2 separate regions of the Homo sapiens genome follow, and region 1 is linked to region 2. A link is a loop called in an ENCODE intact Hi-C map of the cell type or tissue named here. Cell type or tissue: Calu3. All regions are shown on one strand. Each heading gives the region's core, and the rest is flanking DNA. Links, peaks and the distances in the headings are about the cores only.

What was found. A loop is a pair of places that touch in the nucleus more often than their neighbours do. Peaks named below come from ENCODE experiments on the same cell type or tissue, not always from the same donor. Only the 100,000 strongest peaks of a DNase experiment are listed, where the experiment ranks them.
Region 1: a loop joins it to region 2, with 8 times the contacts of the local background. A loop is called at or near these places in 2 of 110 quality-filtered maps.

The regions. Positions count from the first base shown.
Region 1 is chr3:145,909,979-145,920,892 of GRCh38, reverse strand. No RefSeq gene overlaps it. Among named protein-coding and RNA genes, the nearest start is that of LNCSRLR, 150 kb to the left of the region's middle. In Calu3, for the core only: no CTCF peak of the experiment used is centred there; a DNase peak (open chromatin) is centred at 4,902.
Region 2 is chr3:145,772,172-145,783,085 of GRCh38, reverse strand. No RefSeq gene overlaps it. Among named protein-coding and RNA genes, the nearest start is that of LNCSRLR, 290 kb to the left of the region's middle. In Calu3, for the core only: a CTCF peak has its summit at 6,124 (motif pointing left); a DNase peak (open chromatin) is centred at 6,115.

The sequences.
Region 1 (10,914 bases), core at 1,340-9,339, 140 kb before region 2:
CACACTGCTTTGAATGCGTCCCAGAGATTCTGGTATGTTGTGTCTTTGTTCTCGTTGGTTTCAAAGAACATCTTTATTTCTGCCTTCATTTCATTATGTACCTGGTAGTCATTCAGGAGCAGGTTGTTCAGTTTCCATGTAGTTGAGTGGTTTCGAGTGAGTTTCTTAATCCTGAGTTCTAGTTTGATTGCACTGTGGTCTGAGAGACAGTTTGTTATAATTTCTGTTCTTTTACATTTGCTGAGGAGAGCTTTACTTCCAAGTATGTGGTCAGTTTTGGAATAGGTGTGGTGTGGTGCTGAAAAAAATGTATATTCTGTTGATTTGGGGTGGAGAGTTGTGTAGATGTCTATTAGGTCCACTTGGTGCAGAGCTGAGTTCAATTCCTGGGTATCCTTGTTAACTTTCTGTCTCATTGATCTGTCTAATGTTGACAGTGGGGTATTAAAGTCTCCCATTATTATTGTGTGGGAGTCTAAGTCTCTTTTTAGGTCACTCAGGACTTGCTTTATGAATCTGGGTGCTCCTGTATTGGGTGCATATATATTTAGGATAGTTAGCTCTTCTTGTTGAATTGATCCCTTTACCATTATGTAATGGCCTTCTTTGTCTCTTTTGATCTTTGTTGGCTTAAAGTCTGTTTTATCTGAGACTGGGATTGCAACCCCTTCCTTTTTTTGTTTTCCATTTGCTTTGTAGATCTTCCTCCATCCTTTTATTTTGAGCCTGTGTGTCTCTGCATGTGAGATGGGTTTCCTGAATACAGCACACTGATGAGTCTTGACTCTTTATCCAATTTGCCAGTCTGTGTCTTTTAATTGGAGCATTTAGTCCATTTACATTTAAAGTTAATATTGTTATGTGTGAATTTGATCCTGTCATTATGATGTTAGCTCGTTATTTTGCTCGTTAGTTGATGCAATTTCTTCCTAGCCTTGATGGTCTTTACAATTTGGCATGATTTTGCAGTGGCTGGTACTGGTTGTTCCTTTCCATGTTTAGTGTTTCCTTCAGGAGCTCTTTTAGGGCAGAGCTGGTGGTGACAAAATCTCTCAGCATTTGCTTGTCTGTAAAATATTTTATTTCTCCTTCACTTATGAAGCTTAGTTTGGCTGGATATGAAATCCTGGGTTGAAAATTCTTTTCTTTAAGAATGTTGAATATTGGCCCCCACTCTCTTCTGGCTTGTAGAGTTTCTGCCGAGAGATCCGCTGGTAGTCTGATGGGCTTCCCTTTGTGAGTAACCTGACCTTTCTCTCTGGCTGCCCTTAACATTTTTTCCCTCATTTCAACTTTGGTGAATCTGACAATTATGTGTCTTGGAGTTGCTCTTCTCAAGGAGTATCTTTGTGGCATTCTCTCTATTTCCTGAATCTGAATGTTGGCCTGCCTTGCTAGATTGGGGAAATTCTCCTGGATAATATCCTGCAGAATGTTTTCCAACTTGTTTCCATTCTCCCTGTCACTTTCAGGTACACCAATCAGACGTAGATTTGGTCTTTTCACATAGTCCCATATTTCTTGGAGACTTTGTGTGTTTCTTTTTGTTCTTTGTTCTCTAAACGTCCCTTCTCACTTCATTTCATTCATTTCATCTTCCATCACTGATACCCTTTCTTCCAGTTGATCGCATCGGCTCCTGAGGCTTCTGCATTCTTCACGTAGTTCTCAAGCCTTGGCTTTCAGCTCCATCAGCTCCTTTAAGCACTTCTCTGTATTGGTTATTCTAGTTATACATTCTTCTAAATTTTTTTCAAAGTTTTTAAATTCTTTGCCTTTGGTTTGAATTTCCTCCTGTAGCTCAGAGTAGTTTGATTGTCTGAAGCCTTCTTCTCTTAACTCGTCAAAGTCATTCTCCGTCCAGCTTTGTTCTGTTGCTGGTGAGGAACTGCATTCCTTTGGAGGAGGGGAGGCGCTCTGCTTTTTAGAGTTTCCAGTTTTTCTGCTCGGTTTTTTCCCCATCTTTGTGATTTTATCTACTTTTGGTCTTTGATGGTGGTGATGTACAGATGGGTTTTTGGTGTGGATGTCCTTTCTGTTTGTTAGTTTTCCTTCTAACAGACAGGACCCTCAGCTGCAGGTCTGTTGGAGTTTGCTAGAGGTCCGCTCCAGACCCTGTTTGCCTGGGTATCAGCAGTGGTGGCTGCAGAACGGCGGATTTTCATGAACCAGGAATGCTGCTCTCTGATCATTCCTCTGGAAGTTTTGTTTCCGAGGAGTATGCGGCCGTGTGAGGTGTCAGTCTGCCCCTACTGGGGGGTGCCTCCCAGTTAGGCTGCTCATGGGTCAGGGGTCAGGGACCCACTTGAGGAGGCAGTCTGCCCGTTCTCAGATCTCCAGCTGTGTGCTATGAGAACCACTACTCTCTTCAAAGCTGTCAAACAGGGACATTTAAGTCTGCAGAGGTTACTGCTGTCTTTTTGTTTGTCTGTGCCCTGCCCCCAGAGGTGGAGCCTACAGAGGCTGGCAGGCCTCCTTGAGCTGTGGTGGGCTCCACCCAGTTCGAGCTTCCAGGCTGCTTTGTTTACCTAAGCAAGCCTGGGCAATGGTGGGCGCCCCTCCCCCAGCCTCACTGCTGCCTTGCAGTTTGATCTCAGACTGCTCTGCTAGCAATCAGTGAGACTCCGTGGGCATAGGACCCTCCGAGCCAGGTGCGGGATATAATCTCGTGGTGCGCCGTTTTTTAAGCCCATCGGAAAAGCGCAGTATTAAGGTGGGAGTGACCTGATTTTCCAGGTGCCGTCTGTCACCCCTTTCTTTGACTAGGAATCGGAACTCCCTGACCCCTTGCAGAGTGAGGCATTGCCTCACTCTGATTCGGCTCGCACATGGTGCACTGCACCCACTGTCCTGTGCCCACTGTCTGGCACTCCCTAGTGAGATGAACCTGGTACCTCAGATGGAAATTCAGAAATCACCCATCTTCTGCATCGCTCATGCTGGGAGCTGTAGACTGGAGCTGTTCCTATTCGGCCATCTTGGCTGCCCCACCAAGCATTTCTCCAATATACTTGTTGTCCAGTTGTGTTTCTTCCTTTGGGAAATAGCTATTTAGCTCATTTGCCCATTTTTAAAATCAGATTGTTTTACTGCTGTTCAGTTGTTTGAGCGCCTTGTACACTTTGGATATTAATCCCTTTTCAAATGAATAGTTTGCAAATATTTTCTTCCGTTCTACACATTGCCTCTTTATATCTGTTGATTGTCTTATTTCTTGTGCCAAAACTTTTTGGTTTGATGTAAACCCAATCTATTTTTGTTTTTGTTGCCTGTGTTTTGGGAATCTTACCCATTAAATACTTGCCCAATGTCTTCAAGTATTTCTCCTGGGTTTTCTTTTAGTAGTTTTATAGTTTTGGGCCTTACATTTAAGTCTTTAATCGATTTGAGTTGATTTGTGTGCATGGTGAGATGCAAGGGTCTCGTTTCTTTCTTCTGCATATAGATATTCAGTTTTCCCAACTCCATTTATTGAAGTGGTGATTCTTTCTCTAATGTTCTTGGGAACTCTATAGAAAATCAGTTGGCTGTAAATTGTAGATTTCTGGGTTCTCTATTCTGTTCCATTGGATTATGTGTACATTTTTATGCTAGTATCATGATGTTTTGGTTATTAAAGCTTTGTAGTATATTTTTAAGTCAGGTAGTGTGATTTCTCCAGGTTTGTTGTCTTTGCTTTAACTATTATGTGTCTTTTGTGCTTCCATACAAATTTTCGAATTGCTTTTTCTATTTCTATGAAAAATAGCATTGGAATTTTGATAGGGATTACATTGAATCTGAAGATTACTTGGAGTAAGTAGTATGCATATATGAACAATATCAATTCTTTCAATACATGAATATGCAGTCTTTTCACATCTTTTTGTGTCCTCTTCAGTTTCTTTAATTGGTGTTTTGTAGTTTTTATTGTAGAGATCTTTTACCTCCTTGGTTAAATTTATTCTTTGATATTTGTGGACTTTAGCTGCTGTAAAGAAGATTGCTTTTGTATTTTTTTCAGCTAGTTTGTGATTGGGGTCAAGAAACACTACTGGGTTTTGTATGTTAATTTTTTTAAAAAGTCAATTTTAAATTCTGCAACTTTAATGAATTCCTTTAGTATATCTAATAGGTTTTTTTCTTGGTAAGTCGTCTTTAGGTTTTTCTATATATAAGATCATGTCATCTGCAAAGAAGGACAATTTTACTTCCTCTTATCTAATATACATGACCTTTATTTCTTTCTCTTGCCTCATTGCTTTGGCTAGGACTTCCAGACCACGTTGAATAAGAGTGGTGAGAGTATTTTATATTTATTATTTTTATTATTGACTCTTTTAAACTAAGAGCAAACAGCAAAATTCTCTTTGGAAAGTATGGATGTGCAGGTTGATAAAAATCTGTAAGCTGCCACTGTGGGCATATTTTTGACTGAGGAAAGTAATTGGGGTTTGGGCATACATGACTCCTTGTCTACACTTCTTCATCCTCCATATTCAAATGTCAAGTTCCAGCTCCAGATGGTTTGTGTGAAATTCAACTCAGGCAAATGTCAATATTCACTGAGTGGAGTCAGAGGGGAACAAGATTCTAAATAACTCTTACATACGTTACCTCATTTAATTCCTTCAGAAATCAGGTATTAGATATTTAAATACTGTTTTAATAATAAAGAAAATGTGACTGTAGGGAAATTTGGTAAATTGATCAAAAGAGTAAATGATAGTAAAAAATCGAACCCAGTGACTACAGCTTCAATGCCCATTCTTTTAACCATTGGGTTTTCTTGCAAACCCTTGTGTTAACTACAAAGATAAATTAACAGGAATGAACAGAGTGCTAGGGAACAGAATTGGAAGCAGCTCGTTTGTGAGGCTAGGTAGGTCTCCATGATAGCTTTGGTACAGGGTTGGCCACCAGGTGGAGGATATCAGAAAAGTAATTTAGTCTCAGCAAATAGAGGTTGAGTTCTATATGGAATCAGATAAGCCGTTCCTCAGCTTAATGGCTATGCTACAGAGCTATGTTGTGGGTTTTGGGGAATTGAGGTAAAATCAGGCACTTAAGAATCAGGAAGAGGTCAGAAATTGTCATGATTAGCACCCAGAACTAATGTTTTATTCTTCTTTTACAGAATAGTGCAGCCTCTCTAGACCATTTTCAAAAAAAGCGCTTGTCTTGCAAACTGATAATTACTTTGCTTTTGGGGGTATATGGAGTGTGTGTGCATGTGTATGTGTGTGGAAGAGTCTAATGGACAGAATTTCCCAAATCAGATACAGTACAGGACACTTCAGGTTAGCAAGCCCAATAAGGGAAGCAAGGTTAGAAATCTGTAGACTTTGACTTCATTTTTTATTTATCTGAGGATAAGTGGCAATATGGGGGCATAAGCTAACCTGTGCAAAAGTTATTGGTTTCTATATTATCAAAATTACTGAAATTATGTCATCTTACTAAACACGTTTTAAAATGACATGTTTTGTCAAGTCATGGTACATTGTGATGTGACATTTTAGTTTCTGCTTTATAAACATGAATGTAAGACAAACTTTAGATTGAAAAAAGAAATTAAACCATTCAAAAAGCCTGGGAAGATAACAGATATAAAGTGTTTGTACAATAAAAATACTTTAAAAAATCTAATTAAAAATAAACATTTTATATATAGATAGTAAAAAATTTAATCTTCAAAAGGAAATATAAAATGTAACCCTCTCTTTCCCATTTCTATCCCTGTCAATTCTATTTCCCCAAATGTAACTCCTGCTTTCAGTAGTATTTTTTCTGGGGGCCTCACTGAAAAATATATGCATTATTAAACCATATGTATAAATTGTAGTTATATATTACATAAATAGAAATTACATATTTATGTAATTTTTGATGCATGAGTTTATAGAATATGTGCTTTCTATACTTCTAATGTCATAGTGCTATTTCCATAATTGCAAATGTTTGTACATGCAGTTTTATTAGGTGCTAGCAGATTTTAGCTACATACAGCCCAATTTATTTAAATATTAAGCTATAAATGGATATTAAGTTGTTTCCAGATTATTTTATCTAATATGTACAATCATTAAATCACTAGCAGTGCTATTATTGGGCCAAAAGTTATATTACTATCTAGGAATTAACTTTTCTCTGAAGAGTAAATATTGCCTATTAGCATAGGGTTTTCTAACCTTAAAAACTTAGAAAATATACTATAAGAAAATTGACTGAACTATAAATTTTTTCCTGACATTGGCATAAGTATAAACCAAATTAAAATATGATTTAAAATGATTGAGAAAAATATTTGCCAAAAGTAAAAATCAATATCCTTAATATATAGGGAATCCCCATCTACATACTACACAGTCCCCTTGACTGGCAGCAGACAGTACCTCAAAGGTTAAGTTGAGAGCCTGAAAGCATGGTTAAATGGACTTTGTGGAAACTAGACAGTAGGCAGTAGGTGTGTTCCTTGCTGGAAAATATAGAAGACAAAATCAAGGGAGCATAGAAGAGGTTCAAGCTTAGCAAAGGCAGGAGGGTCAAAAAGCCATAAAAAGTAGTTCCAACAGGTCACATACATGAGAGTAAAGGCAGAGGAAGATAATAAATTTATAGTGTGAAGCCATGGTATAGTGTGAAGCCATAGCTGTATGTATTCAATTTGCTTCAGCGAGACTCTTGAAGAATACCTAGGTTTAAAGAAATAGGAAGGATCTATTCAAAAGAAGATTCAGCCTCTGCAGAAATTTAATAAAACATGCTGAAATAGTGAAATGCATTTATTTTTTGCCTGTCAGTGTGTTATCTTCTCTATTGTTTACCTATTGCCTCAATCATTTACATAATAAAAAACCCAAAAACCTAGTGGTTTATGAAACAACCATTTTTTTATTTCTCCTGTACAATTGGGTAATTTCGCTTGTCAGTATTAGCCGGGGTGGGAGTTCTGGTCTTGGTTGGGATTTACTCACAAAACTGGTGGTTTTTATAGTATTGGCTCATTTAGGATGTCCTTGGCTAGCTCCAGGATCTCATCCTTCAGTAGGATGGCTTGGCCATGTTATCATGATTACAGGATTCAAGATAGGAACCACGAATGCAAATATACTTCTTTGCTTACACCAAGTTTGTTACTATCCCAATGGCCAAAGCAAGTCACATGACCAAGTTCATGGTCAGTATAACTATCAAAGGCTGTGGCTACAGCGAAGCCTGAATAATTGGGACTATGAGTGCAATCATCTACCACACATTCTCTCTTGCTTTTGGAACTTTTCCCATGACTGGAAGATTTTTCTTTACTTACCCATCCCCAGATCAATGGCTACTCAACCTTTAGACCTCAACTTTACTGCCATTTCTTAACAAAGTCTTCCCTGCCCCTCCTAGATTGGGTTGCATGCCATCACTGTGTGCTCTTACAGTCCCCTGCATATCTTCTGCCATATGACTTTCTGACTTAGAAACTCTGTGAGGATGGGGTCCATAGCTTGGCTTTAGTATTATCAGTTATTTTAAATGCATTTTCAGGAGGCTGTCAGCTTATACAAAATTCTACAGTATGTCCTAAATATATCTAAATCACATTTTAGTATAAAAATTAAATAACTACAAGTAACTTAAATGGTTTCCTTTATTTAACATGTATATAAAATTAAAATTGTCAAAATGTAAATGTAAAATACTAAATATCAAGTGGGTGGTCAAAACACATTTTATGCATCAAAAGATTTTACTAGGTCAGAAAAAAATCTGTCATATTCTGCATAGAGGTTATTTTTTCTCTCTCTTAACCTTTAACATGAATTATGTTGTATCTACATCTACATTAGATAAGTAAAAATGTGTGTGAAGATTCTACTGATGTGCCTCTGATGTGTTGAGGGTGTGTGGGTTAGAGAACAGCTTTCCTTTTCCTGCATTTAGGGTAGAATGCACACATTGACCATGCTGGCCATGACGTAATTAATGCCGAGGCCTCTAAAGTGATTTGTTTGAAAGAGTAGCTGGATTTTTGTTTTTAATTAGCATTTAGGAACTTGATCTCTGTAAAACACAAGCCTCAAACTAGCTACTCAGGAGAGCAAAAGAGAGGAGGAAGAACTGGACTTTTTTTCTCTTTTCCATCATATAACTCATGGTGAAAGCTAACTTTTTTTGGCCTTGAGGGAGGCAATAAAACTCATCACATAGACTTTAAATAGAAAACTGGGGGATTTAGGTTAACTGTAAAGACAAATTGCTTGAGAAAGAGGTCAATAAACTCAAAACATATTGAAAGGAGTTTGAACAATTTCTTTCCTAGAGGTCCTTAAGAACGAAATAGATTTTTAAAAAATGTGTTTGGGAGTTCTTAATCTTAAGCCAGACAAATATCTTTTCAGACCAATATGTACCATTTTTGAGTACTATAGTTTTACCATTTTTTATTCCAAATCTCAAAGGTTGGAGAAGTGTTCTACAATGTAGCTGGGATGTGTTTTAATTCAGTATGGTAAGACAGTAGACATGGAAATAATTGTCATAAAGGAAAAAGATTATACTCACAGATCTCTAGAAAAAGAAAACACACCATTCTATGCAGGGCTGCATGGGGAAGCAACAGCGTCGGTTAGAAGGCAGGAGAGGGAGAGGGAGAGGCCTGAGGTTTTATTGGGGTTTTTATGGGAAGAAATGGGTAAGGCAGGGTAAGTGCACTGAGTAAAGCTTAGTACAGGCTAGTCTGAAAGATTTTAACAGGCTCTGGGCTATAGGGGTGGAACCTACTATCCAGTACTTTATCCTGGGGCGATTTAGGGCAGAGAGAATATTGGCTTGGTGTGAGAGAATTTGATAAAGGAGATGGTTGGGTGTGTGGGCTCTGGATTGGTTGGTGTGCCTATCAAATGCATACTCAAAGAGGAGTAATTTTTCATCTCTATGAATAAGCTAGCCTGAGGAGAGGCAGTCTCTACAGGATTAAGGACCTAAATGCCAGAACATGAAGAATACAATATAGGAAATATAGTCAATATAGAAGAAATATAAGAAAATAAACAAGCAAACATAATCAATGTGGAAGAAAATCAAAATCAGACTCACAAATTACGTAGAAAATAATTGTCTTTTTCCTTTCCAATTTTAACCCTTTGGCTTTTAAAAATTATTGGATGTTTTCACTATGTAACTCATTTACGATGCCTATAGGAAAGAAGAATTAGTTCTCTAATTCAAAATATTAGTATAGTTTAAAACTTGTTGAATATTTATGTTAGGCAAGTCTTCATGTGCCTGACATTTTGTATGTTGATAAGAGTCCTAGCAATAATATTTCACCATGAAATAATTTTAATATTAGGGCTTTGGCTGTGTTCTCTGGCCTTCCCTTTACGTCATGAAGTCTAATGGTTATTATTTTTTCAAATTTTGGTGGCAGAAACATTTTTTTAAGATAAATCTCTTCATGAAGACTTTTCAGTGGGGCTATAGTAGGATTCAGAAGAAATGTGTTACCGTCATTATACAGCCAAAAAATCAACTAGGAAACTTTTAAGACATTCAATTTCCTTTTATCTTCAGTTTACTAATCTGTTAAATGAAATACAGTAGTTTCATCTCTGACATCATGTTACGCTACCTACCATATTGCATAGATCAGTTCTGAAATGTTATGTTTGGACATTTGGCTGAAAACCATAGGGAAACAGATTTTGACTCATATAAGAATCTTCTCAGCTGGATCCCAGTGGTTTGTGAGTTCCTGACACACATTGGAATTAGTCAATCCAAGGATGAGTATGCTTTCCACAAGGTTATGGTAGGGATCAAAATTTAGGTAGGTGGATTGAGTATAAGAACTTGTCTCATTTCAATTTATTCATTAAATTAATATTTCCAGATAATAATGATGCATTCCAGTATGGACCTACTATAGCATTGCATAGTTCATCATATCAATTAATACTTGAGAATATTATATAGTCTTCTAATGTTCCTTAATTATTTAGTACTTGTAGTCTTCATCTCCCCAGCCAGATTATGAATTACAGATTTTAAGAATAATCATGCTTATGTATCTTGACAGACATCCACTAAATAAATATTGCTTGAATTGAAATAGTTACACAAATCTTTGACAAAGCTTTAAGCAAAAGCTTTAAGCAGCTACTTCATAATTTAAAAAGTAATTTTCCCAACTGATTCTGGAACTATCACTTTCACCTTCCTTTGTATTTCCTCAAGGGCACAATCTCTGTTAAAAAAAATCACCCTCCTTCACACAAGTTGCTTGCTCCAAGTAATCGACTCACTTCTGTCTTGGTCTATTGAACAATATTACAATAGTCAATTACCCCAAGGAGTAACATTTTTTAACAGTATGTTTTTCTCTTGGACCTTTCAGAGTAAAGATAAGAGTCATTTAAGTTCTATTTTGTTTTCATTAACCCTCTTTAATTGCAAAAAGCCCTGCTATAACATTAAAAATAAGTCCCAGATGTACTGTGTATACTCCAAATGGAGGTATAAATAGTAACTTCGAATATTTTTAGGTGGTCTCCATGCATGAAAGTATGGCCTTGATATAACATAATTTGTGTGGATTGCCATATAAAAATGAACTGCTTTTTTAAGTAATGAGATACAATTTTTGCCATAGTTACAAGCTCATTAAATACCTGATGGATTTAATTTTGTAAAATTTACCCTCAGTCCTGACATTGTAAAAGTTATTTTATAATTTATTTTTGATTTATAAAAATAATATTTGGAATATATTTCCATTTAAAACTATTAGACCATGAAGATAAATCAAAGTATGCCTGCCCACTTAAAAATTCCAGTCTCTCTTCAAAAGTTAACCTCAGTATTGTTATTATTTCCTATGTAACTTGGGAGACATAAATACATATAGAAAAGTGTTTTGTATATATTCGAATAAATGTTGAAATT
Region 2 (10,914 bases), core at 1,705-9,704:
ACATTACCCTGTGGGTAGCTTTGTCTTTTCTATGATTTTGGATCTCCTGTTTATTATGTCTCTACGTTTTCTTGGTTTATTCTCCTTCTTAGGTGGAACACAATCTTCAGAGGCACCCTGAGATAAGATGGGTGCTGAAAACGCACTTATTCTCCACTCACACTCAATAGATAGTTGGAGTGGACATAGAATTCTTCATTGGACATTACTATCCTTCATGATGTTGAGACATTCGTCCATTGTTTGTAGCTTTTGTGTTGCCCTTAAGAAATACGATGCATTCGGATTCCTGATCTTTTGTTTATATCCTTTATTTTTTTTCCTCTAACCCTTTAAAAGCTGCTAGGATAATGCTATTCAGAGTGTTTGGAAATTGCAAACATTCAGTTGTCTCACGTCATCCAGTATGGAGTATTTAATGAATATGTTTACCATGAAAACTCATGTCTCAGTTTATTTACCTCCCTCCAATGTTTATGATCTCTTTCTTTCTGTAACTCCTATTATTCAAATATTAGACTGAATGGCTTGTCGTCTAATTTTCTTGTCTTCTGTATTATATGGCTATTTTACTTTTACATTATTTTCAGGGAAGCCTCCTTAACATTATTTCCAAAAGTTCTATTAATTTAAAAAATCTCTAGAATCAGTTTTTAATTTTCAAGAGTGTTTCTTTTTTCCTAAATGTTCTCTTTCATAGCACAGTAAGGCTATTGATTTGGTTTTTGATTTTGCCCATTGCTGACTTTGTTTGTAGGACATCCTTTTATTTTCTTTTCCTCCTATTCCTCTTTCTCTGTCTCATCCTCCTTTTCTTCCTTCTCTCCTCTTTTGATTCTCCTTCTCCTCCTCCCCTTCTTCCCTTTCCACTCCTTCTCCTACTTTTTCTCTTTCTTCTTCTCCTCCTCAGGTTTTGACTAGTCATTTACCATTTGTTCATTTGCTCTCTAGCTTATAAAAATCTGTGTGTTATTATCTCCTCTTTTTTTGTGGATTTATTTCTTCAAAAATTCTTTTACTTTTTTTGTATTGAGTATTGGGGAGAAAGTCAAATATTTGCTTATTTGTTATGTTTGTCTAGAACAAATACTGCTATATATTTTATGATGAAAACATGTCGACTTTGGAATAATAACTACAAAAATCTATACTATGTTATTTAAAAAATATCCCCGGCAGATTTCTTTGTTTTACCCATTTTAGTTTTATTTACAAGTATACTAAATATTTTCTGAGTCTCATAATAAAACAAGAGATGTTTCCAAAAAACCAACACATTTAATCTCTTAGAAGTGAATGTTTATTTTTAAATAATATCAACAATATCCAAATTTTGTCCCCAAATTTATGAAGACTATAAATCCTTGACTTCTTCATTTAAAGACACTTACTAGACATGTTCTCTGTTCCGGGTCCTGTACTAGGTTCTGAGAAATAGAAAGATGAGTCAGGACAGTCTCCTGTTAAGAAACTGCAGGACTGAACAGAGAATTCTGGAGATAATTTTTATGTTGAAAAAGTTACAATCCAAAGGAAGTTGATTAATATATCCAGGGTCACATATTTACTGAGCTGGGGTTGTGATTTGGGGCCCATTTGATTTATCTATTACAAATATGTTGTGGCTTCATCTATTGTATATATGTGTGTGGTCTTGTGGTGGTGCCAGTATGTTTGGTAATACAGCGGTGTTCGTTTTGGCTGTTCTAAGGCTGTGCTTTGATTCATGATCCCACATAGCCTAGGAACTAACGGTGCACATGAAGAAGTCAGTCTGCCTAGATTTGATTCCTGTGTAATTATAAGCCCTGTGGTGCCTCGATTTGTTTCTGTGTAAATGGGGATGATGATAGCAGTTAGTTGATAGGGGTATAGTGAATATTACAAGCATTAATATATTTAAGGGGTTTGGGAAAAATACTTGGCAATGGAAAACACTGCTCAAGTTTTAGCTATTATTATGGCCTGAGTTGTGCCAGCTTGCCTCCCTCAAATTCATATGTTGAAACCCTAACACTCAATGTGACTACATTTAGAAATGGGGCCTTTAGGGAGGTAATTAAGGTGAAATGGGGTCCTGAGGATGGGGCCCTAATCCAATAGGGCTTTTGTCATTAAAAGAGGAGGAAGAAGCCAGATGCAGTGCCTCACACGTGTAATCCCAGCACTTTGGGAGGCCGAGGCAGGCAGATCACCTGAGATCAGGAGTTTGAGACCAGCCTGGCAAATATGGTGAAACCCCGTCTCTACTAAAAATACAAAAATTAGCTGGGCATGGTGATGGATGCCTGTAATCCCAACTACTCGGGAGGCTGAGGCAGCAGAAACACATGAACCCTGGAGGCAGAGGTTGCAGTGAGCCGAGATCAAGCCACTGTACTCCAGCCTGGGTGACACAGTGAGACTCTGTCTCAAAAAATAAGAAAAATAAAGAGGAGGAAGAGACACCAGAGAGCTTGTTTGCTCTCTCCGTTCTCAGAAAGAAGTCGTATGAGGACACAGTGAGCAGGTGGCTATGTACAAGCCAGGAAGGGAGGCCTCTTTAGAAACCAACCCTGACCACTCCTTGACCTTGAGATTCTAGCCTCCGGAACAATAAGAAAATAAATTCCTGTTGTTTAAGCAATGCAGTCAGTGGTATTTTGTTATGGCAGCCCAAGCAGACTAATACAGCTGTCATTATTTGCCTACTGACTTGCACTGGATGTTCTTACTTGCTGCTCATCATCTCTTCCATCTGTGATAGTGGTCCTTTTGTGACTCCGGTGTCATCCTATCCTCATCAATGATACAGATTTACTTAAAGCATTTAGCTAGATTTTTAGAATCCAAAGAGTTATTAGACATTGTCTGAGTTCTTAAATTTAATATTTATTAAATTGGTCAACTGACAATTTTAGGGATTGTTTTCCTAGGTCCAAAAAATATTCAGGGAGGAAATGGGTCTTGAAGTATAACTCTAAGGAGTTATTGAAATAAAGGAGTAAAAATACTCAATATGGTCAGGTGCGGTAGTTCACGCCTGTATTCCTAGCACTTTGGGAGGCCAAAGCAGGCGGATTGCTAGAGCCTAAGAGTTTGAGACTAGCGTGGGCCACATAGCTAGACCTCATCTGTACAAAAAAATACAAAACTTAGCCGGATGTGGTGTCACACAACTGTAGTCTCAGATACTTGGGAGGTTGAGGTGGGAGGATCACCTGAGCCCAGGAAGTCGAGACTGTAGTGAGCTGTGATTCTGTCACTACACTCCAGCCTGGAAAACGGAGTAACACTCTGTCTTGGAAAAATAATAAATAATAAAGCAGAAATTGAGTGAGAAAATCTTAAAAGTTGGGAAAGTAGTGTCACTTTCTACCTGTGTCCTTGGACAAGCCACTTAACCTTGCTCAGTTTCAGTTTTTTTATCTGTGAAAGGCAAGGATATTAATAGTGCTTGATGAGTTGTCCATTTAAAAATTTCAAAATAATTGTCAAATAATATTTATGAATATTATTTGAAGATGTTTATCATGTATTTGAGGTAAAACCAATAAAGCAAAAATAGAGGGAGATCAGAAAAATGTTGGGGAGGAAGAGTCGGGTTAAATTTCGGAGAACCCTATGGGTCAGAAGTTTCAGGGTTCATTCTATTGGCACTGAGGAAATCTTGAGTTTGTAAGCATGGACATGGTATGGTTTTAGGAAAATTCATCTGCAATCTTACAGCAGAATATTTTTAGGCAGTGAGAAAGTAGATACATACAAATTAGCAATGTTTTACAATATTCTAAGAGAAAGAGGAGATAGATTAGTTTTATGGTAATTATACTAGGAATATAAGAAAGAAATACTATAAACATAGTAGCTTCAGGTTTGACCGCTAAATAGATGTGAGAAAGTGGTCAGAATCAAGTATGATTATGAGATTTTTGAGCCTACCCTAGTATCAAAGAAAATAATGAATAATTTGTATTGCAGAGACAAATATGTTATTTTCATTTGAAGTAATTGTGTGTGTGTGTGTGTGTGTGTGTGTGTGTGTGTGTGTAATATGCAAATGGAGATACTTCAGCTATAGCTGACCATGAAGCTCAATGAAAACACCTAAGAGTGAATTGTACAGCTGCTTGACAACAGAAAAAAAGACTTTTAGAACATTACTGGTTAAGATGACAAGAATATAATTTTTTGGTTGCTTAATCACTTAAGCAATGAAAATTTGAGTCTAGTCAGATGTGGTCAGTAAAGCTTAAAATTAATCAGGTATGGTGGTGCTCATCTGTACAGCCCCAGCTACTCTAGAGGCTGAGGTGGGAGGAGCGAGCCTTGAGCACAGGATGTAGAGGCTGCAGTGAGCTGTAATTGCATCACTGCAGTCCAGCCTGGGCAACAGAGTGAGACCCTGTCTTCCAAAGGTGTCTACCTTTTTAAAAGGTAGTCACCTAAGACACTTCCAATTATAAAGACTTTATTGTTATGACAGCTTCAAACACAGGTGGATTAAAACAAATCTGTGTGTTAAATAGTCTTACATAAAACACAGAAAATTTAATCTTTTCTAAAATTTATATTAGTAGACTTCATTGTTCTTCATGTTTCTCAATTTAATTTTTCGATGGCTGGATTCAACAGAAATTTTGTCACTTGGGTAGTAAGTGGAAGGGACTATTACTTCAACTTCATCAAAGTGCAGTAGAGTAACTATCTGTCACACCAGCAAAGATAGATTTTCCAAAAGAAAATATTGAATACTTTGAGAACTAGTTATAGCTAACATTTTTTAAGTGATTACAAACTAAGATGCTGGATTTTTAAAAAATTGAGTAATTTACCCACCATGACAACAACAGATGATATTAACATCTTTATGGATGAGAAAAGCTAGTTTTATTGTTTTAAATCAATAATTCTTAATCCCAGCATTTTGGGAGGCCAAGGAGGGCAGATCACGAGGTCAGGAGTTCAAGACCTCGTTGAACTCCAGTTCAGCCAGTTCAGCCTGGCCAACATAGTGAAACCCCATCCCTACTAAAAACACAAAAAATTAGCAGGGCATGGTGGCGGGTGCCTGTAATCCCAGCTCCTCCAGAGGCTGAGGCAGGAGAATCCGTTGAACCTGGGACGGGGAGGTTTGAGTGAGCCTAGATCACACCATTGCACCCCAGCCCAACCGACAGTTCAAGACTTCATCTCAAAATAAATAAATAAATGCAAACAAAATAATAATGATAATTCTTGAACTTTGGTATATAACAAAATCACTTAGAAGAAGGTCTGGCCTTCTTTGCATTTTTACCAAGTCCCACAGGTGCTTCTGAATGCCACCCAAGTTTTAGAAGCACTGGCTAATAGTGCTTCTGGCTAATATGCTAATAACTTACACTTTTAACTAACATGCTCTACAGTTTCCAACTATATCTGCTCTTTCAAATCACTAGGATATTTATATAGTTTCTAAAACAAATATCTAAATCACTCCTTCCTCCTTTGAACAAAATGTACTAATGGTCTCTCATCATTTAGGTTTTTAGTTAACTCTATTATAAAGAAGTTTGCTATCGATGTTAGATAAAAATGTAACAAATATATGTTGTATTTTGATGAATTGTCACTGTAAGTTTTCTTATAGAAAAAGGATGAAAGTATTGTAGAAGTCATTCCTATATTGGAAGTGGTGTTTAAGTCAGTGAATTGCCAGATGCCTGCAAACTGTCGTGTCTACAGACCTGTGAGACTATGCACGGCCTCTCCAAAGCTTGAAATACAATACAATGAACCTTGAATAATGTCCTGCCCTTAAACACTGGACATTCAAATAATTTGCACTATTAAGAGTATAAAATAAAGATAAACATTAGCATTAGTAGTTTAACATAAAAACAATCTACTATACTGCTTTTCTGAATGGGTTTTTCAAACGAGATTTTAGGTTTCTATAGAAGCAGGAGTTTCAGCCCTCAAACTTGAGCCAACTAATTTTCTGATGAGACACTAACAACAACTACAAATGTAGTTAAAATTTTCTCTTTCTGGCCAGAAGGAATTTTTCCTGTATTTGGAGAAGAAAATGATGTTCAGCTTGTGGACGATTCTGAAAAGGCTCTGAGTAATGCTTAGGGACACATGACTGTAGCACCCCCTGCTGATGACTTCTGGGATTAAAGTTCATGTGATACTGGTTTCAGCTCCATGATTCCTCAAGTCATTTCACTTTGCTGGTGAGACAGAAAAGTAATGTTATCTCAACTTGTCTTATTCAACAATTAAATTCTATTAGTTTTACATTGAAATTCTAAATCCTAAGATTTATTGGGTTATTGATAATTTTTATCACCTGTTGGTAATCTATTCATTTCATTCATCCATTCAGCAAACACTGAGTGCCCACTCTCTGGCTGTTGATGTTTTAGTTGTATGAGATATAGCTGTTAACAAAACGAACTTACTTCCTTCATGGGGTTTACATACTGGGGTGGAGTGGGGGAAGAGAGGGTTAAAGATAGAGAAAGAGGGAGGAAGGGAGAGAAACAGGGAGGAAGGGAGAGGGAGAGGGAGAAACAGAGGAAGAGGGAGAAAGAGGGAGAGGGAAGGAGAGAGGAAGAGAGAGAAGTTGATATACAGCATGTCAGATGATGATAAGCATTATGGAGATATTAAAAAGAAACAAGGTAAGAAGAAAAGCAAATGCAGGTGAGGATTGAGAAATTCTTTTTTTTTTTTTTTTTTTACAAGATGGTCTTCATTTTATGAGATTTTTCTTCCCACACATTGAAATAATTCACTAAAAACAAGCAGTCCTCCCTCAGCAATTAGAGTAATAATAAGTCCCAATCAGAAGTCAAGCACAGAGGGGAGGCAGTGTTAGTCATGGGAGGCAGATCTGTTAACGGAGGGACAAGGCATATTTTTGGAGAAACTTTTATATTCAAAATCTAACAATCTTTACCTAGCATCAGTACTAAATTTGAAGAAGTACATGAGACCAAGTTCCTTTGTTCTATTTATTGTTTCAAAATCTGAATTGTTTGTCACTTACAGAGCAAGGAGAACAGAGCACTGTAAGAATGATCTCAAGGTCTTTGTGATCATTGTTACAAGGTCACAGCTGTTTGCACATTGTATTTCAAAATCTGAAAGTATGTTATCACAATCCCATTCTTAACATGAACACATCTACCCAATGGGTGGGGAAGGACTTTAGCTGTTTCTCTGTTCCAGTCCCCTGCCCTAGGACCACCCAGCTGGCAAGGGCCACATCCTGACCATCTCTTGTGGTCAGAGCACAGGGTGACCACATTTATGGAGCTCAAATGAGCCAAGTCTCAAAGCAATGGAATGAACAATTTGTTTCCACTTATGTTAAACCAGGGAAGAAAAAAAATCATTGAATACATTAAATAACATAGGTCAATAGAAAGAAATGTATTTCAAAAAGGATAGTCTGTTGCGAACACAAGATGACAGCCATAGCTTAGGACGTTGACTGCCTTCAGTTCCCCTGTCTGCTCTCCCTATCAGTGCTACACCCAGGGTCAAACCCAACTCTAGATCAATCAAGGGTCTGCCTTTTCAACATCTACACCCATGCTGCTATGTATGCTCAAGAAAAATCACACACTTTTATGGGATTAGAAAGTGACAAACGTATGATCCTCAAAATAGCCTGGAAAATTCTCATTGTGTTTCTAGTCAATTCCATCTCCTATTTTTAACTTTGGCTTCTCTTCTCAACTGCTGACCTTATCACAACCCTTCCCTCAGGAGAAGAGCTAACTTTTTATTGCAGGCAGAAAAGAGAAAATACCTGATTGTTATTCCCTAAGCATCCTATCACCTATAAAGGTATCTGCATCTACTTAATCCTTCCTAATTCCTTCCTACTTTAGTGGGAAAGGTCTTCTCCTTGCTGTTCAAGGATGATCCTTTCTCAAGTATTCCCGTATTCTCAGTGACATGGCACCATCCTTCATCTATTCATCTCTTCATTCCCTTTGCCTACTGGCTTCTAAGGCTCTATGAAAATAATAAGTCAGTGGGCTTTGGAGAAAACCTGTAGAGAGTTCCTCTCAAACTCAATTTCCTCATTTGTCAAATGGGGATCAGAGCTCCTCTCTTACAGTGTCTTTGTAAGGATTAAGTGATGCAATATAAAAATCACTTGGAGCACAGCAAATATTCCAGAAACCCGACAGTTTGTGTTACTCCTGTTGCAGTGTACTACCAATTTATTTGTAATAGTCCTTTACAAAGCACGTTTACATGCCTTTCCAATTCTATCCTTACAAAAGCTTATAATATAAGCAGGACAGATCTAGAAATTGATTCAAAGTAATAAATTTTCTTTCTCAAGGTCACGGAGCTAGGTGGTGGTGGATTTAGGACTCAAAATAAGATTTTCTGAATCCTGCCTGCTTCATTGCTTGTGCACCTACATTTACTGCCTTTTTAGTTTTTGAATCCTTATGGGAAGTATGCTATCAGTTGTGGATTTGGACTCATTTGAACTCAGGAGCTAATGAACTGCTTTTGTTATAAAATAAAATTGTATTTCTCTGTGCAGATATCATTTGTGTTTTTCTTTGTATCGTGGATTACTTACAAGTTTGATGTTCTTTATGTATGCAAAGTGGGATAGGCATTAAGTGCATTACCTGAAGCAAAGACTACAGCTGTGTGAGGTTGATGAAACTACAATAGATTTCACAAAGTGCTTTTTGTGAACAAAATTCTAAACACTTATGACAAAGTCTATATAACATATGGTCTAGCATCCATTTAAATTTGCAAATGTAAAACATGCACAAAGAGGAAATATGTGAGTTTTATTTTCTTTCTCAGTCTTTTTTAATAGACTCCAGGTTTAAAGGAATTTGGGGAATTAAGTTAGTTCAGTTTGCTATTTTCAAGATTATATATGGGTCACCTGAATTTCAAGATACTTCATAGCTTGTGTTAACAACTTACGTCAGTATGAAATAACTTTATGGACATGGTTTCTTTATTTCGTTTGGGGGAGACAGAACTGTATATTTCTTGACCTTCTAAAAAACTGAGATAACAAATGAATACTCAGGAATATGTGTCATGGTACTGGCATAAATTAATGTTAGAGAGCAGAATTCAAAGAATTCTGGGAGGGTTAGGATTGCTACGGTTGAAGAAAACTGCCTTACATAAGATCATGCCTGATCGTAAGGGCAGCCCACATCCAGTGGCCAATAAATGGAATTGTATAAAGGCTTGGCCTTCTTGCCTCAATTCACAACTGCTCTGAAGGATGTCAAAGAGAAATACTTAATAGCACTAGACGCTTATTAAAAGTGGCAAGGCTGATTTATTCAGCCTTCTGCAGTAGGAAAGAGACACTCCATTAAAAACTATGCTCACTTCCAACTAAGACAAAATTAACTAGGAGAAAATAGAGAGAACAAAAAAGGGCTATAAGGAAGTAAAATAAAGTAACTAAAGGGGACTGGGGGCTATGGGGAAGTGAAAAAATATGTGATGGGGGATAAGTGGAAAATTATTGAAAATCATTTGGCAATGTACATTGGGACAATGTGCACTTTGTTACATTTTCTTGAGCAAAGACTCAGCCTAGGGGCTGGTGCCACCTCTAGAAATACCACCTAGGGGAGGTAGGAGTCAGGCTAAAGTTTGGCCAAGTCTCTCAGCACTGTGTTCAGGCAGGTCCTTTGTGCCACCTGGAAGTTCACAGTCCACAAGGTGCACACCTTTGAGACTACAATGACATCCAACTTCTCCCTCTGCTCAATCAATCCTCCATCCATTCTCCAATCTTCACAGGTACAGATCCCAAGAGCTCTAATGAACATCCTGTATGCTAGACTCCAGCTGAGGCGGTTTCTCAGGTCCTCCAGCTTCTTATGTTTCTCATAATTATAACCCATGGGCATTTCATACATTTGAAATGGAAGATTCTTTTTTCTCTCTGCAGACATCTTGCTAATTAAGTAAAAGATTACTATAGCCTTGGAACACGTGTCAGCTATAGGATTGTAGCACTTCCTTTCTGCTAAAAAGATGTGGTTCCTTTTGGCTGACACATTTTAAGTCATTTGTGGGTAAATTTCTACACATTCTATGCTTGACTTTTTGTATGTGTGTTTTTTTATTACTGAAATGATATATTATATTCCTAAATAACAGAAATGGATCAATTGTTCAAAGGCCATCCACTAAATCATAAATATAGAGACATAGTAACATAAATGCTACAACTCAAACAACATTATAAATATAATCTACTACCTTTTAAGTACAGAATAAATTACATGGGTATAGCATGTAAATCTGACATGGTGTTTTTACACAAGCAGTCATAAAAGTTGCCAACAGGAAGGAGAACTGTATATAATAGAATTGGATTTTACTGGACCAATAAAGTGATTCATCTACCTCTATTCTTTGGAACATTGTTTGTATTGAAAATTTGTTGAATAGCATCAAGAAACCAATGAAGCTATCACATATTTTTAAAACAAAGCACAGTGATCTCGCTAGTCAACCAAATTAGATGTATTTTTTTTAGAATAAGTGAAAAATATTGCTTTCTTTCATGCAATTGATCAATTTAGTTGCTAAAAATAAAGACTCAAAGTTCTAGTTCTTGAAAAAGAAATATTTAAAAACAAATGCAAGGTTATATAGCCTCAGAAAGAAAGCAGTAGAAGCAATTTTCAGAATTTGTTTTATTAAATAGTATTGACGAGCATCAAATAATACCAACTCATACAATGTCCAAAAGTAATAACTCTCTCAGACAGATAATCTTATGGTGGGACAAATCCTTGAAATGCAGAGACTGAATGAGCTCGTGGCACTTATGTGAAACACGTGAGAGAGAGGTGGTCTATGAGATTTTGTTTTATTATGAGAACCCCATGGTACAGAAGAAGTGGTGTTTTAATT